Linked DNA regions of Homo sapiens: region 1 is linked to region 2. A link is an interaction called in ENCODE POLR2A ChIA-PET data of the cell type or tissue named here. Cell type or tissue: OCI-LY7. All regions are shown on one strand. Links, peaks and the distances in the headings refer to the core of each region. The heading gives the core; the rest is flanking DNA. Region 1 holds the start of FAM234B (family with sequence similarity 234 member B). Region 2 overlaps GPRC5D (G protein-coupled receptor class C group 5 member D).

Region 1 (9,688 bases), core at 3,356-7,355, 96 kb after region 2:
GGCTAACACAGTGAAATCCTGTTTCTACTAAAAATACAAAAAATTAGCTGGGTGTGGTGGCGGGCGCCTGTAGTCCCAGCTACTTGGGAGGCTGAGGCAGGAGAATGGCGTGAACCTGGAAGGTGGAGCTTGCAGTGAGCCGAGATTGCGCCACTGCACTCCAGCCTGGGTGACACAGCAAGACTTTGTCTCAAAAAAAAAAAAAAAAAAAAAAGAAGTAATTCTTAGGTCATTCATAAAATTACATTAAACAATGTGCTTCAAATAAAGAAAGCTGAAAGTGTTAACTCTGTAGGAGTGAGACTATGGATAGTATTTAGCATGATTGTGTGTTAGGGATAATTTATTTTTATATTTATTTATTTATTATTTTTTGAGACGGATTCTTGCTCTGTCACCCAGGCTGGAGCGCAGTGGCGTGATCTTGGCTCACTGCAACTTTCACCTCCTGTACTCAAGCAATTCTCCTATCTCAGCCTCCCAAGTAGCTGGGATTACAGATGCCACCATCATGCCCAGTTAATTTTTGTATTTTTAGTAGAGACAGGGTTTCACCACGTTGGCCAGGCTGGTATCCAACTCCTGACCTCAAATGATCCACCTGCCTCGGCCTCCCAAAGTTCTGGGATTATAGGCGTGAGCCATCGTGCCTGGCCTATTTATTTATTATTTATTTTGAGACAGGTTCTTGCTCTATTGCCCAGGCTGGAGTGCAGTGGTGCAATCATGGCTCACTGCAGCCTTGACCTCCTGGGCTCAATCAATTCTCCTGCCTCAGCCTGGGGCTACAGGTGTGTACTACCACGCCCAGCTAATTTTTAAATTTTTTGTAGAGTGGGAAATCTCCCTATGTTTTCCAGGCTGGTCTTGAACTTCTGGCCTCAAGTGATCCTCCCATCTCAGCCTCTCAGAGTGCTGGGATTATAGGTGTCAGCCACCACAGCTGACTGATAATTTACTTTTATATAGTATATCTCAACTGATGGCTGTTTACCTTCCCTTCATGATAGCTCAATTTAGAGGGAGTTTATTTCCATATATTATGTATTGGGCTGTCACCTAACGCAATGGTTCTAGATAGCCCTGGCATCTCTCAGGGGAGAAGAGAGCCAGGGAACCTCAGTGTCTATATGATTTGGTTCAGTCCCCAGGTGAAAGCTGATGGAGGCTGCAGGAAGACAAGCTGTTGGGGTGGCAGGAATGTGTCAGGGTGGGTATGGGTGACTGTCTCATTTGCAGTCAGGCTCGCAGGAGTAGAAACAGGAGTTCTGTTAGTCTTAATAGTTTGTATAATAAGAGAAAAATAAACAGTACCCATATTTTCTTTCTTGCCAGAACAGGAAAGCAGGTGAAAAGTGAGAATTTGTGCACACGTTGTGTCTGGGAGACAAAGCATGAGTAACTGAATCCACCACCAGGACCTTTTGCTTGTAACTATCTGGTCTTCCTCTCTCCATTCTTGTTCTCCTCCAGTTTATTCCCTGCATAGCAGCCAGTTGGATCACATCAACTTTGCTAATTAAAGTCCTTCAGTGTCAAGGCACCTGCATGATCAGGTTCCTGTCTGCCTCTTGCTTCTCACATTGAAACTATTCTCAGGCACACTGGTTTCCTCCATAGGACGAAGCTTTTGTCTTTCTTTCTTTTTTTTTTTTGAGATGGAGTCTCTGTCACCCAGGCTGGAGTGCAGTGGTGGAGTCTTGGCTCACTGCAACCTCCGCCTCCCAGGTTCAAGCAATTCTTGCGCCTTAGCCTCCCGAGTAGCTGGGATTACAGGCATGTGCCACCACGCCTGGCTAATTTTTTGTATTTTTAGTAGGCACAGGGTTTCACTATGTTGGCCAGGCTGGTCTCGAACTCCTGATCTCAAGTGATCCACCCGCTTCGGCCTTCCAAAGTGCTGGGATTACAGGCGTGAGCCACCGTGCCCGGCTGAATCAAGCTTTTTTCTGACTCGACCTTTACACGTCCTGTTCTTCAGCCTTTACGTGAACAACTTCTACCCATTCTTCAGGTGTCAGCTTAAGTATCAGTTTCTCAGTGAGTTATTCATTTCCTCACTCCCCAAACTAATCTATGATGTCTCCGTGATTCTTTCTCACAGTACTAGGTTCTTTTCCTTCATTGTGCTTGCCACACTTTGTAATGATATATTTATTTATTGCTTGCTTAATGTCTGTCTCTCCTCTAGATTGCAAGGCCTTTGAAGGAGCTTACAGGATTTGTTTACTCTTTTATATCCAGCTGCTTGAAAGCATTGGCTAGGAATGGCCTCATGAGAAGGCTGTAGTCAGTGGACTCCAGGAGCAGTAACTTGATACTAAGTGTCAACTTTTCCTATTTTGTGTTACCATTCCTTTTTTTGTTTTGTTTTGTTTTGAGATGGAGTTTCACTCTTTTTGCCCAGGATGGAGTGCAATGGGGCGATCTGGGCTCACGGCAACTTCTTCTTCTTGGGTTCAAGTGATGCTCCTGCTTCAGCCTCCCGAGTATCTGGGATTACAGGTGTGTGCCACCATGCCTGGCTAATTTTGTATTTTTAGTAGAGACGGGGTTTCACCATGTTGGCCAGGCTGGTCTTGAACTCCTGACCTCAGGTAATCTGCCCGCCTCAGCCTCCCAAAGTGCTGGGATTACAGGCGTGAGCCACCGCACCCGGCCTTATAATTCTTTACAGATGTGCAGAGATGAAATGGGCAGAGGTAATTACCAGAAATGCTGAGTCCACCTAACAGGAGGGATGGGGAGAAGTGACAGCCATGAGGCATATGTGGAGCATGTGCACACTGCTGAGATTCACATGCAGAGGGACGGCGTTTCCCCAAGTCATGCAGCCTGGGTGCTTGGACTATGACATTGGTATGGAGAAGAGTGGTGAAAGAACATGAGAATATTTGCATTATCCAAAGCAGGGAATATGAGCGTAGGAAAAAAGTTTTATTAATTATAAAGTCCAGCTGGGCAAGGTGGCTAACACTTGTAATCCTAGCACTTTGGGAGGCCAAGGCGGGCAGATCACTTGAGCTCACAAGTTCAAGACCACCATGGGCAACATGGCAAAACCCCCATCTCTACAAAAAACACAAAAATTAGCCGGGTGTGGTGGTGCATACCTATAGTCCCAGCACTCAGGAGGCTGAAGTGGGAAGGATTGCTAGAGCCTGGGAAGCAGAGGTTGCAGTGAGCTGAGATTGTGCCACCACACTCCAGCCTGGGCAATAGAGCCAGACCTTGTCTCAAAATAAATAAATAAATAAAATAAATAAGGTCCTCCCCCTTTTTTTTTTCTAAATTGATTTTATTCTTTTCTCATAATGTGATGGCTATTTATTCTTACATTCACATTTATCCAATACATATCTGGGGCCATATGCTATGCATTATGTAGGGCTAAAAAGATACAAAATTTCACTTCCATTCTTTAAGAACTCAATATTTAGTATGGGAGTTTTAATATAATACACATATTCAAATTTAATATTAGACAGATATTCAAATTTAATATGGTATATCTATTCATATTACAACACACAGCTGCCTATAATACATACTTTAAGATGTGCAGAAAAATGAAGTATTCTAGAACTTCAGTCACGTAGCCAGTGGTAACCTGATTTACTGACTTTTAGAGGATTACTTAGGACTTAACCAGTGAGCTAGACATGCAGAACTGAGAAGTCTCAACAGGGATGTAATCTAAATATGAAAAACACTACAGAACAAGACCTTGTCTCAAAAAAAAAAAAATCTTGGTTATATAAAAAAAAAAAAAAGGAAAGAAAAACACAGTACTGCATAGGTCCTGACTAACCAGAACATGTCTGACTAATCAGCTAGCACTCCCAACAAATGAGAACAAATGTTGGCCAAATATCAGCTACATTCAGCACTAAAATCTGTCATGAATCAAGTACTTTTATAAAAGAGTTTATAGTTTGGTTACAATGCCATAAGTGAGGCAGGGATTACAAATAGTTTTCAATTTTTGAGCTGAATCCAATTGATAGGTAGTGGCTCCCTGGACAGCGGAGTGAGGGATTCTGAAGCTATGTCTGGGCCCACTGTCAGAGTGTGGTGAGTGACATGTGCCCTGGAAGAAGAAAAGACAAATTGGAGCACACATGCCATGTATCTGACGTCACTGCTTGTGATTAAAAGACAGAAAAACCTGCATTCAAATCCTTCTTCAAGTCCTTGGGAATTGTGTCACTTTGGGCAAATGGCTTTATCCATCTCAGTTTACCTTCCATGGAAAGGTTCTGCCCATAGGATGGAGGTGAGACTATAGCCTCCTGTTGAAGCTAACGGCCGCAGAAGGCAGGAAATAAGGGAGGAGGAGAAAGCCTGAGAGTGGAACTGACCCAAGAGGTCTTAGTGGTGGGGAAGATGAAGTGATGCGGCCAACAGCAGAGACCTGGGAGAAGAGATGCATCTAACAGAGCTTTTTGGGGGGGCGGCGGGGGGGGGGAAATGCTATGTGCCTTGACCCCTTTCCCTGGCCCCTTGAATCTTCAGGAAAACTCCCCAAGTCACAATATGCTTGGCCCATTGCATTTTCTTTTGGAAGGCAGTGAAGGGGCTGATCAAGACTGGCAAGACTCCAAAACACTGTCTTCTTTTATAGGTGATGAGTGCTCAGCGAATGGGGGCTGTTACCATCTACACTGCTACTACAGGTCCTTCGGTTGACATGAACATGCCAGAATGAGGGATGGGAGGACCAAGAGCTCATTTGGCCTGGGTGTGTCTGTCCTTAATTACACTGTTCTCAAACATATGTTCCAGCCAGAGGCTTGTTAAGAAGAAGCCTTTGTTTAAATTTCAGGGCCCACAGAGCATTTTATAGTCTAGACTCTAGAAAGTTTTATAGGCTAAAAGTCTGTATGATCTGAGTGAGATGAGCCCTTGTGTTTTATCAAAGGACATTCTGGGAACATAAACCTGTTTGTCTTCATGACAAGCCATGCAACTCCTGGGCAGAGTTCAGTTCTCTGTGAAGAGAAGTGAATATGCCACTGGTACACATGCGTTTCAAACTTCCTGATCCTCACGCAAGACTGATTTCACAGGCTCCTTGACATCTGCATTTAACTCCTAAATGTCCTCTGCTGTGCACCTCTTTCGCTTTTCTCAATCTCACTGCCCTCACTGCTATTTGCTATGACATTTTCTTTTTGCTTTTCGAATCTCATACTAATTACTGCTTCCTGACCCTTTTTGGCACCAGTGTAGCAGAGGGTACTACCCTCAGCTTCAGATAAGTCAGTGGAGTTCAGATTTGTCCATCCTCTGCTGATAGATGTAGGAATGGCTTCCAGAAATCTCTCTGCAGAGGGAGTGAGGGGAGCCTCCTGGGAGAGCTTCAGCTTAGACCCATAAGTCATTACAAGAAACTCAGCTCAGGAACAAAGCCTTAGTCCCTACAGGAGAAAGGCAATCCTAAGGAGAGCGGCGCCTGAACCCTTTCCTACCATCAAGAACTCAAGAACTCAGGTCTGTAATTTACAAAGGCATGGGGTGACCAGTGTCGCAGACACTGGCTAGATGCTCCCCAAACTTGTCTCCTTTTCTTCCTGGGCTCATACCTTCCTGGCACACATACTCTCTGTCTGAATTCTAGCCTAATAAATGTGGGCAGAATTCACATACACCAGCTCCAGGCCTGGCCCATAACACTTCCTGCATGATCTGGGATGCAAACGATCCAGTGGAGGCCTCCGAGGCCCTAAGGATGAAGCAGCTGGAGACAGAAGGGCCTGGGTCCCTGAATGGCTGGGAGGAATAGAGCCCCAGTGCAGTCTACTTGCACCCCCACCTTGACTCTGACATAGGCAGAAATAAATTTTTACACTCTAAAATCATTGGAATCTTGAGGTTGTTTGTTACAGCAATTATCTTGCTCTGGTTGACCTGCTAAGTAAAAATAGAAGCTCTGTCTAATGAAAATACTGCATTCAACCTGAAGGAGTAGCAGCATAGCATTGGCAATTTCCTAATAAAGTGTAATATGAAAAGGAGAGAAAGGCAGTCTTCCCTGGTTTCCTTTGCCCCTCACAGCTTTGACATTTTAGGAGCACTAAAATATGAGGTGGCATTTAGTGAGAGATACAGGAAGAGGCAGCAGTTTTTGAGAGGAGGCAGTTTTTGAGGGGCCTGGCAGCGCAGTGGAACCAAGGAGGAAGGGAGGCGGCCGCTGGTAGATACAGTGGCATTGGTTCCAAGAAGAGGTGGTGAAACCTAGTGGGGATAGTCAGGACCAGCAGAAGTGGCCACACTGTCCAGGGAAAGGCAAGCATTAGATGGTCAGATTTGATCATAAGCCCATGCAGGACACTTAGAGATTCTGAGCAGTACTTGGAGTATTACAAAGGTAATAACCAGCAATATGGGTTCCCTCTATGAGTTATGGGAACTTGAGAAGGTTGGGGAAGAACACTCTCACTGTAGATCAATGTAGGAAAAATAGAAGGTGATTTTCTGACTTCAGTTGTGATTTTTCAGAAAAGTAATTTCTTCAAGCAGGCACAGCCACCAGGCAGGTTAGGCTGTTCATAGGCATCCCGCCCCGGTCACTCTTGTACTTGTCAGGAAGGCAAGCCAAGTTCAGAAGTCAGAGAGGGCCTGGGTGTTTGCATTTTCCACAGTGACCTCAGTGGGTGTTTGGACAACAAAGGTATTCACATTCCACTAGGTAGCTAGAAAGGAACTCACAGGTATTCTCCATGTAAAAGGTAAGGATCCTGATTCATTTGGCAGCTGCTTTGAATTTTTTTCTTTAATTGAAAAGAAAGTACATTAAATTTGAGAAATACTATTCTAAGCTGCAGTTCCTATGTTAAAATGGAAAAAAGTTGTGGAGGGATGAAAGAGATTTCTAGAGGGACAAGGAAGACAAAGTGGAGGAAAGCTCAGGAAGCCAAGGAAGGAGGAATTCCTGGGCATCGGCCTCCCTGCAAAAATCATTCGGGCAAAGCTGGGGTGATTATGGGGAGTGTGCAGATGCCTTAAAGGTCAAGCATTGAAATCTGAGGAGCCGGAGATGCTGCATCTATTGGATGTATGTACACTGACACATGTTTATATGTACACATGTAAGTGTGTACATGCACATGGGCACTTTGGGTAACTACACAGTTTGAAGCAAAGTTTTTTTTTGTTTTGTTTTGTTTTTGAGACAGGGGTCTCATACTGTTGCCCAGGTTGGAGTACAGTGGTTCAATCACAGTTCACTGCAGCTTCCAACTCCTCAACTCCAGTAATCCTCCCACCTCAGCCTCTCAAAGTGCTGGGATTGCAGGCACAAGCCACTGTGCCTGGTTCTGAGACAAAGTTTTTAAATAAAACTTTATACATCTTTATTTTATTTATATCACAGAAGAAGGTACTCTCCCGGAATATACCTTTTCACTAAGAAAAGGAGACAGATTTTTCTTCTTTCTTCCTATCCTGTGTGACCTGGCTATTCCTTTCCACCCAAACTTTCTCCTAGAAACTCAAGTTCTTGTTCTGCAACTAAAATGAACATTTTTCTACATCCCTGTCACATTCACAGGTTATTTTTCTCAGTCTTCATATTTCAGGAATGCGTTCCATTTAGTTAAACTGATATCAGGCAAGCTACTACTGGCTCATTGTGACTTGTAGTGTTGCTCCTTTTAGATGACCTACATAGATGTAAAATATGTTTTTTAATCATGCCTCCAGAGAAGTGGCAAGCAGTAGAAATTTTGGGTATTGTAGAATGTTGAAAGAATTAATAAATAAATACATTACTAAACCATTAAATTACTATGAAATGTATTATTTGTTATTAAGTTACAAATTTTAAATTGTTAAAACATTAAGAAATTATCGATAAAAGAAGAGTGAATACTTAGAAAACACTAAGTGCCAGGCACTGTTGTAAGTGCTTTCTACATATATATTTAATTCTCAGGAGAACTCTATAAACTAGGAACTGTTTTGTCCCCATTTTGCAGATGAGAAAATTGAGGTGGGGAGAAATTAAGCAACTAACCCTCTGCCTGGCATCTAGGAAATGATAGAGTCAGGATTTGATCTCGGGAGGCCTGGCTCCTGGCTCCAGAGCCTGTGCTCTATCAGAGACAATGACATTTTTTTTTTCCAAGGGAAGAAAGGAGGTGAGACTGATTGCTGGAGACTCTCAGATTACTCCCACAGGATAGTCCTGTCTGCAGTTTCTCACGGGAATTAGGCAGCCTGCAAATGAGATGTATCTTGGAGCTTTTGTTGTGACACTCAGAAGTTACATTACCTTTCTATTTCTCAGCTTTCTCTTAAACAAAACAAGGAGAGTGGGACTAGATAGCCTCTAGGATCTGTTCCAGTTCTAAGATAACACAGTATTAGCATTCCTGCACTAAAATGCTGATCACTTGCGTGTGGGAAAGAAGCAAGTCAGTTCTTCCTTCTACACCACTGTGCCTGGTCCTGAGGCAAGCCAAGTTCAGAAGTCAGAGAGGGCCTGGGTGTTTGCATTTTCCACAGTGACCTCAGTGGGTGTTTGGGCAGCAAAAGTATTCACATTCCACTCAGTAGCTAGAGAGGAACACACAGGTATTCTCTATGTAAAAGGTAAGGATCCTGATTCATTTGGCAGCTGCTTTGAATTTTTTTCTTTAATTGAAAAGAAAGTACATTAAATTTGAGAAATACTATTCTAAGCTGCAGTTCCTATGTTAAAATGGAAAAAAGTTATGGAGGGATGAAGGAGATTTCCAGAGGGACAAGGAAGACAAAGTGGGGGAAAGCTCAGGGAGCCAAGGAAGGAGGAATTCCTGGGCATCGGGCTCTCCGCAAAAATCATTCAGGCAAAGCTGGGGTGATTACGGGGAGCGTGCAGATGCCTTAAAGGTCAAGCATTGAAATCTGAGGAGCTGGAGATGCTGCATCTATTGGATGTATGTACACAGTCGGATCCTCCTTCTACACCCTTCAACTAGAAGCTGCAGCGTAGGGTGCTGAGTAGACACCTGTAAAGAACTGGGAGCAATAAATGAGGGTTCGAGCTCCAGGAAACTTCAACTTCTACCTAAGAAGCGTAATAGAAACACTCTTACTAGGTGCCTACTGTGTGCTGTGTGTTTTAAACAGGTCGTATCATTTAATTCTCATTGCAAGCTTGTGAAGTAGGTAGTATGTCTTTAATTAAAAAAAAGCAGCGGCAGCTCAGTCGCCCCAAGGGACTTGCCCAAGATGGCCCAGCTAGTAAGTGATTCAGGCAGGATTCAAATCCAGTCTGCCTGATTTCAAAGCCCACGCACATTGCACAATCCACACCTCCTTAAATATCTCCTTCGAATCATTTTCACTGCAAGCTTACGGGGTATTTTCTCCCCATTTCACTGACGAGGCAAGTGAGACTCAGAGTGGTGAGGTGACCTGCATAGGTAGGGTGGGAGAAAAGCCTGCGGAGCGTGTACTCTGGCTTGGCCTCCCTCAGCTCTGTCCCCAGCAAGCGGGTCCCACCTTTCCCGGTCCCAGCCCCACGCACCGCCGCTCGGAACTACACTTCCCGGCAGAACGCGGGCGCGCGCACGCGCACCGGGGCCTCAGCCATGGCGACCGTGCTGTCCAGGGCGCTCAAGCTGCCGGGTAAGGAGTCGCATGCTTGCGACCACCCAGTCCCCGCCGGTGTTGGAATAAGGGGAGGCGAGGCTCTGGGGGC
Region 2 (4,000 bases), core at 1-4,000:
CAGGAGAATTTCTTGAACCTGGGAGGCGGAGGTTGCAGTGAGCCGAGATCACGCCACTGCATTCCAGCCTGGGTGACACAGCGAGACTAAATAAATAAATAAATAAGAGGAATTATCAATCAGTTGTAGCTGTTATTGAAAAACTTTATGATTTAAAGGAGTGTATTTAAAGTTGATGTAGAAAGCGTGGGTAGCGTGTGAGTGTTTAGGAGAAGCGCATTGGCGTTGGGAGACCACTAGCTCCAAGTCAGTTCTTGCTCTCTCAGTATTACCGTGTGGCCTTGGGCATCTCACTCTTTTCAACAGTCCCTTTAGGCTTGATTCTCTACAAGCTTGAATTCAATTTTTCAAAAATTTAAAAATTTTGCCCAGGTTGATCTTAAACCCCTGGCCTCAAACCTCCCACCTTGGCCTCCCAAAGTGCTGGGATTATAGGTCTGAGCCACCATGTCTCACCTGAATTCAATTTTTAAAATTGGGCATAATAAAAGAGATCACTTGAGACGATTCTATATTGTTGTAGGATCATCACAGACATAGGTATTTGTTTAATGGCTGCCTCCTCAACCAGCCTGTAAGCTCTGTGAAGACAGGAGCTGTGCCTGTCTCTAAGAGCAGGTACTTGCTGGATACCTAGTTGTTTTTTGATGATCACAGACATAACCGTGTTAGTAGGGTTCACACTTAGGGGTTTCATGTTGAGTGGATGGACCCTGGAAAAGGACTGCTTGGCTCTCTCATTTGTGTTACCTACCTAGGGCCAAGTTCCTTAACCTTTTGTTGCCTTTGTTTCCTGATGGAAATAAAAGAGGAATAATGACAGTCATAACAGTAAGTCTATCTCATAGGATTGCTTTGAGGATTATGTAAAATGTTATATAAAGTCCTTGGAACAGAGCTATCCTTTGTGTATGATTATTGGTGGTGGTGCTGGTGCTGCAGTTATAATAGATGCTCTGACATCCTCTTCCTAGTGGCTTTTTACTTATTTTTTTTATTTTTTAAAGGGGCTGATGCTGTGATACATGAAATGCTTGTCTTTCCTTCATGGCAGAACAAACTGAATCCTTGGCTCAACTTCATTCCTTGTGTCATAACAAGGCTCCTTCACACTCAGTCTCTTGGGAACCAACTTTCAGCCAACATTCTCATCAAACCAGATCATCAGTTAGAAAAGCCTAATTCTTCCAGCTCTAGCTATAGTTCATGAGTTTACCAAAAGGCTGAGCGTTTTTTTATACTAAACCTGCACCACTGTGTGATAGGAAGTCCGAGTTGAGTAAGACCTTCCATTTATCTGTGGAGAAGGCAGGGAGGGAGGTGATGAGCAGCATTTAAAGATGAGGAATCTGAGGCTCCTAGGGCTTGAGGACCTTGGTTTGGTCTCGAAGCAGAGTCTCGGAGCCTGGGCACATGCGGCCCGATTCTGCACTCTTTCCACTGCCCTTTGCTGCCCAATTATGCTCTCACTCCCTGAATTTGTTTTTTTAAATTGAAATGTAATTTTTTTAGAGTGTGCAGTGGCGCAATCATAGCTCACTGCAACCTTGAACTCCTGGACTCAAGTGATCCATCTCACGGCCTCTTGAGTAGCTAGGACCACAGGTGTGTGCCACTATGTCCAGCTAAGCTCTCTGAATCTTTGTGAATGACACCATCCTTGACTTATCTGTCCTCAGACCAAACAAATCCTGCCTATGACCCCACTGTCTTCTTCCTTGCTTTAAGCTAGTTCTCTCTCTGTGACCTGTAATTTGAGGGTGACAAAAAAGAACTTCCCATGAAAGAACAAACAAACATGACACCACCTGGGACCATTGAAGTTGGATTTCCCCTGGTAAGGTGAGTGTGCCTTGAAGAAAAAAATGTTCAAAAAGGGCTATGTTCAGCAAAAGTTGGAGTTTGCTAGGGAAACAACCAGAAGGGCTTATGTTTGCAGGAATAGTGTTCTCTTGGTTCATCTCGTTTTATACTCGTTGATCCGTTTTTACATTATATAGACTCATTGATTATCTAATGCCTTCAAAAAGAATCATATGAGGTTTGTCTGTATGCATCCAAACACTGGATGGAAAAATGCCTACAGTACTGTGACACCTTTCTTCCTTCCTTCCTTCCTTTCTTCCTTCCTTTCTTCCTTCCTTCCTTCCTTCCTTCCTTCCCTTCCTTCCTTCCTTCCTTCCTTCCTTCCTTCCTTCCTTCCTTCCTTCCTTCTTTCTTTCTTTCTTTCTTTCTTTCTTTCTTTCTTTCTTTCTTTCTTTCTTTCTCTCCCTTTCTTTCCCTTTCTTCCTTTTCTTCCCTTTCTTTCCTTTTCTTTCCTTTTCTTTCCTTTTCTTTTTCTCTCTCTCTCTTTCTCTCTCTCTTTCTCTTTCTCTCTTTCTTTCTTTCGAGTCTCGTTCTCGTTGCCCAGGCTGGAGTGCAATGCATGATCTCAACTCACTGCAATCACCACCTCCCGGGTTCAAGTGATTCTCCTGCCTCAGCCTCACAAGTAGCAGGGACTACGGGTGCCCGACACCACGCCCAGCAAATTTTTTGTATTTTTAGTAGAGACAGCATTTCACCATGTTGGCCAGGCCGATCTTGAACTCCTGACCTCAGGTGATCCACCCTCCTCGGCCTCCCAAAGTGCTGGGATCACAGGCATGAGCCACCACGCCGGGCCAACGCTTTCAAATACAGATGGGTCTTAGTGTTAGCAAATATGATATAACAATATTCCTGTTAGTCTAAAACAGATAAGGCAGGCAATAGTTAGAAGTTTTCCACTCATAAAACAATTCATAGCTGATATTCTACTCTAAGATTTCTGCTCTTTATATCACATTTAAGATTCTCAATTAAAAGACCTACTGATTTTATTCTATTTATTTATTTTGAAGGTTAGTTATCATTTATTCAGGAAGAGAAATATTCCAAAATTTACCAACTCCAAATTAAATATAAAACAAGTATTATATCATCAACTAATTAATGAATATGTTAAAAAATAACATAATCCCAGGATCATGTAAATGGAAAGTAGTTAAACATCAAAATAATTTCAGAATTACATCTCTATTTTATTTTGCATTTTAATTGCTTCATTTCATGTACACAAATTCTTTACCCTAATCTTTTTGTTGAAGTTTCCTGTACCTAACAATATGCTGAGCATGTTAAATTTCAATCAAATGCTGTGAGAGGATGTATCTATATTTTTGGCTCAAGATTTTGATTGAGGCCAACTGATTTTTAAAAGTCCAATCAATATACAGCTTTTCAGGGACACACTTATAACACAGAGCAAATAATATTTATACCCATTTGTTTGGTGTCCTACAGTAATACACCTGATTGCATTTTCATTCTCCATCCAGATGTTTTTGTATCTTAAAATTAAGTCCATAATCCACTTCGGAGGAATAAAGCCTAATCTTCTTTAGATAGACTTCCAGGGAAATGAAATTCTTAATCCCCTTTGCTGATCTGTTTCTGTCTACCAACTCTTATTTTCATTTTTAATCTAAATCTCTCATGCCTTTGCGTCCATTTCCACCCACTATCTTTAGTTGGAGATGGAAAACAACAGGACAACCGCCTCTTGGGGAGAGGTCTTCACACTTGTGAAATTTTCTTTCTTTCCTTTCTTCCTTCCTTCCTTCCTTCCTTTCTTCCTTCCTTCCTTCCTTTTCTTTCTTTCTTTCTTTCTTTCTTTCTTTCTTTCTTTCTTTCTTTCTTTCTTTCTTTTCTTTCTTTCTTTCTCTCTTTCTCTCTCTCTCTTCTTCTCTCTCTTTCTCTCTCTCTCTTTCTCTCTTTCTCTCTCTCTCTCTCTCTTTCTCTCTTTCTTTCTTTCGACGCAGCCTTGCTCTGTTGCCCAGGCTGGAGAGCATTGGTGTGATCTCGGCTCACTGCAACCTCTGCCTCCCAGGTTCAAGTGATTCTCATGCCTCAGCCTCCCGAGTAGCTAGGATTACAGGCATGCGTCACCATGCCCAACTAATTTTTGTATTTTTAATAG

What was found. ChIA-PET counts read pairs that join two places held together with the same protein. Peaks named below come from ENCODE experiments on the same cell type or tissue, not always from the same donor. Only the 100,000 strongest peaks of a DNase experiment are listed, where the experiment ranks them.
Region 1: POLR2A ChIA-PET joins it to region 2 with 6 read pairs; 2 of 35 experiments call an interaction of 5 or more read pairs at or near these places.

Annotation. Positions count from the first base shown.
Region 1 is chr12:13,034,826-13,044,513 of GRCh38, forward strand. FAM234B (family with sequence similarity 234 member B) reads left to right here and starts at 9,556. Exons shown (of 13, transcript NM_020853.2): 1 at 9,556-9,615. The coding sequence starts at 9,579. In OCI-LY7, for the core only: no CTCF peak of the experiment used is centred there; a DNase peak (open chromatin) is centred at 5,046.
Region 2 is chr12:12,942,640-12,946,639 of GRCh38, forward strand. The region is part of intron 2 of GPRC5D (G protein-coupled receptor class C group 5 member D); the gene reads right to left. The region is part of intron 1 of GPRC5D-AS1 (GPRC5D and HEBP1 antisense RNA 1); the gene reads left to right. Among named protein-coding and RNA genes, the nearest start is that of GPRC5D, 7.5 kb to the right of the region's middle. In OCI-LY7, for the core only: no CTCF peak of the experiment used is centred there; no DNase peak of the experiment used is centred there.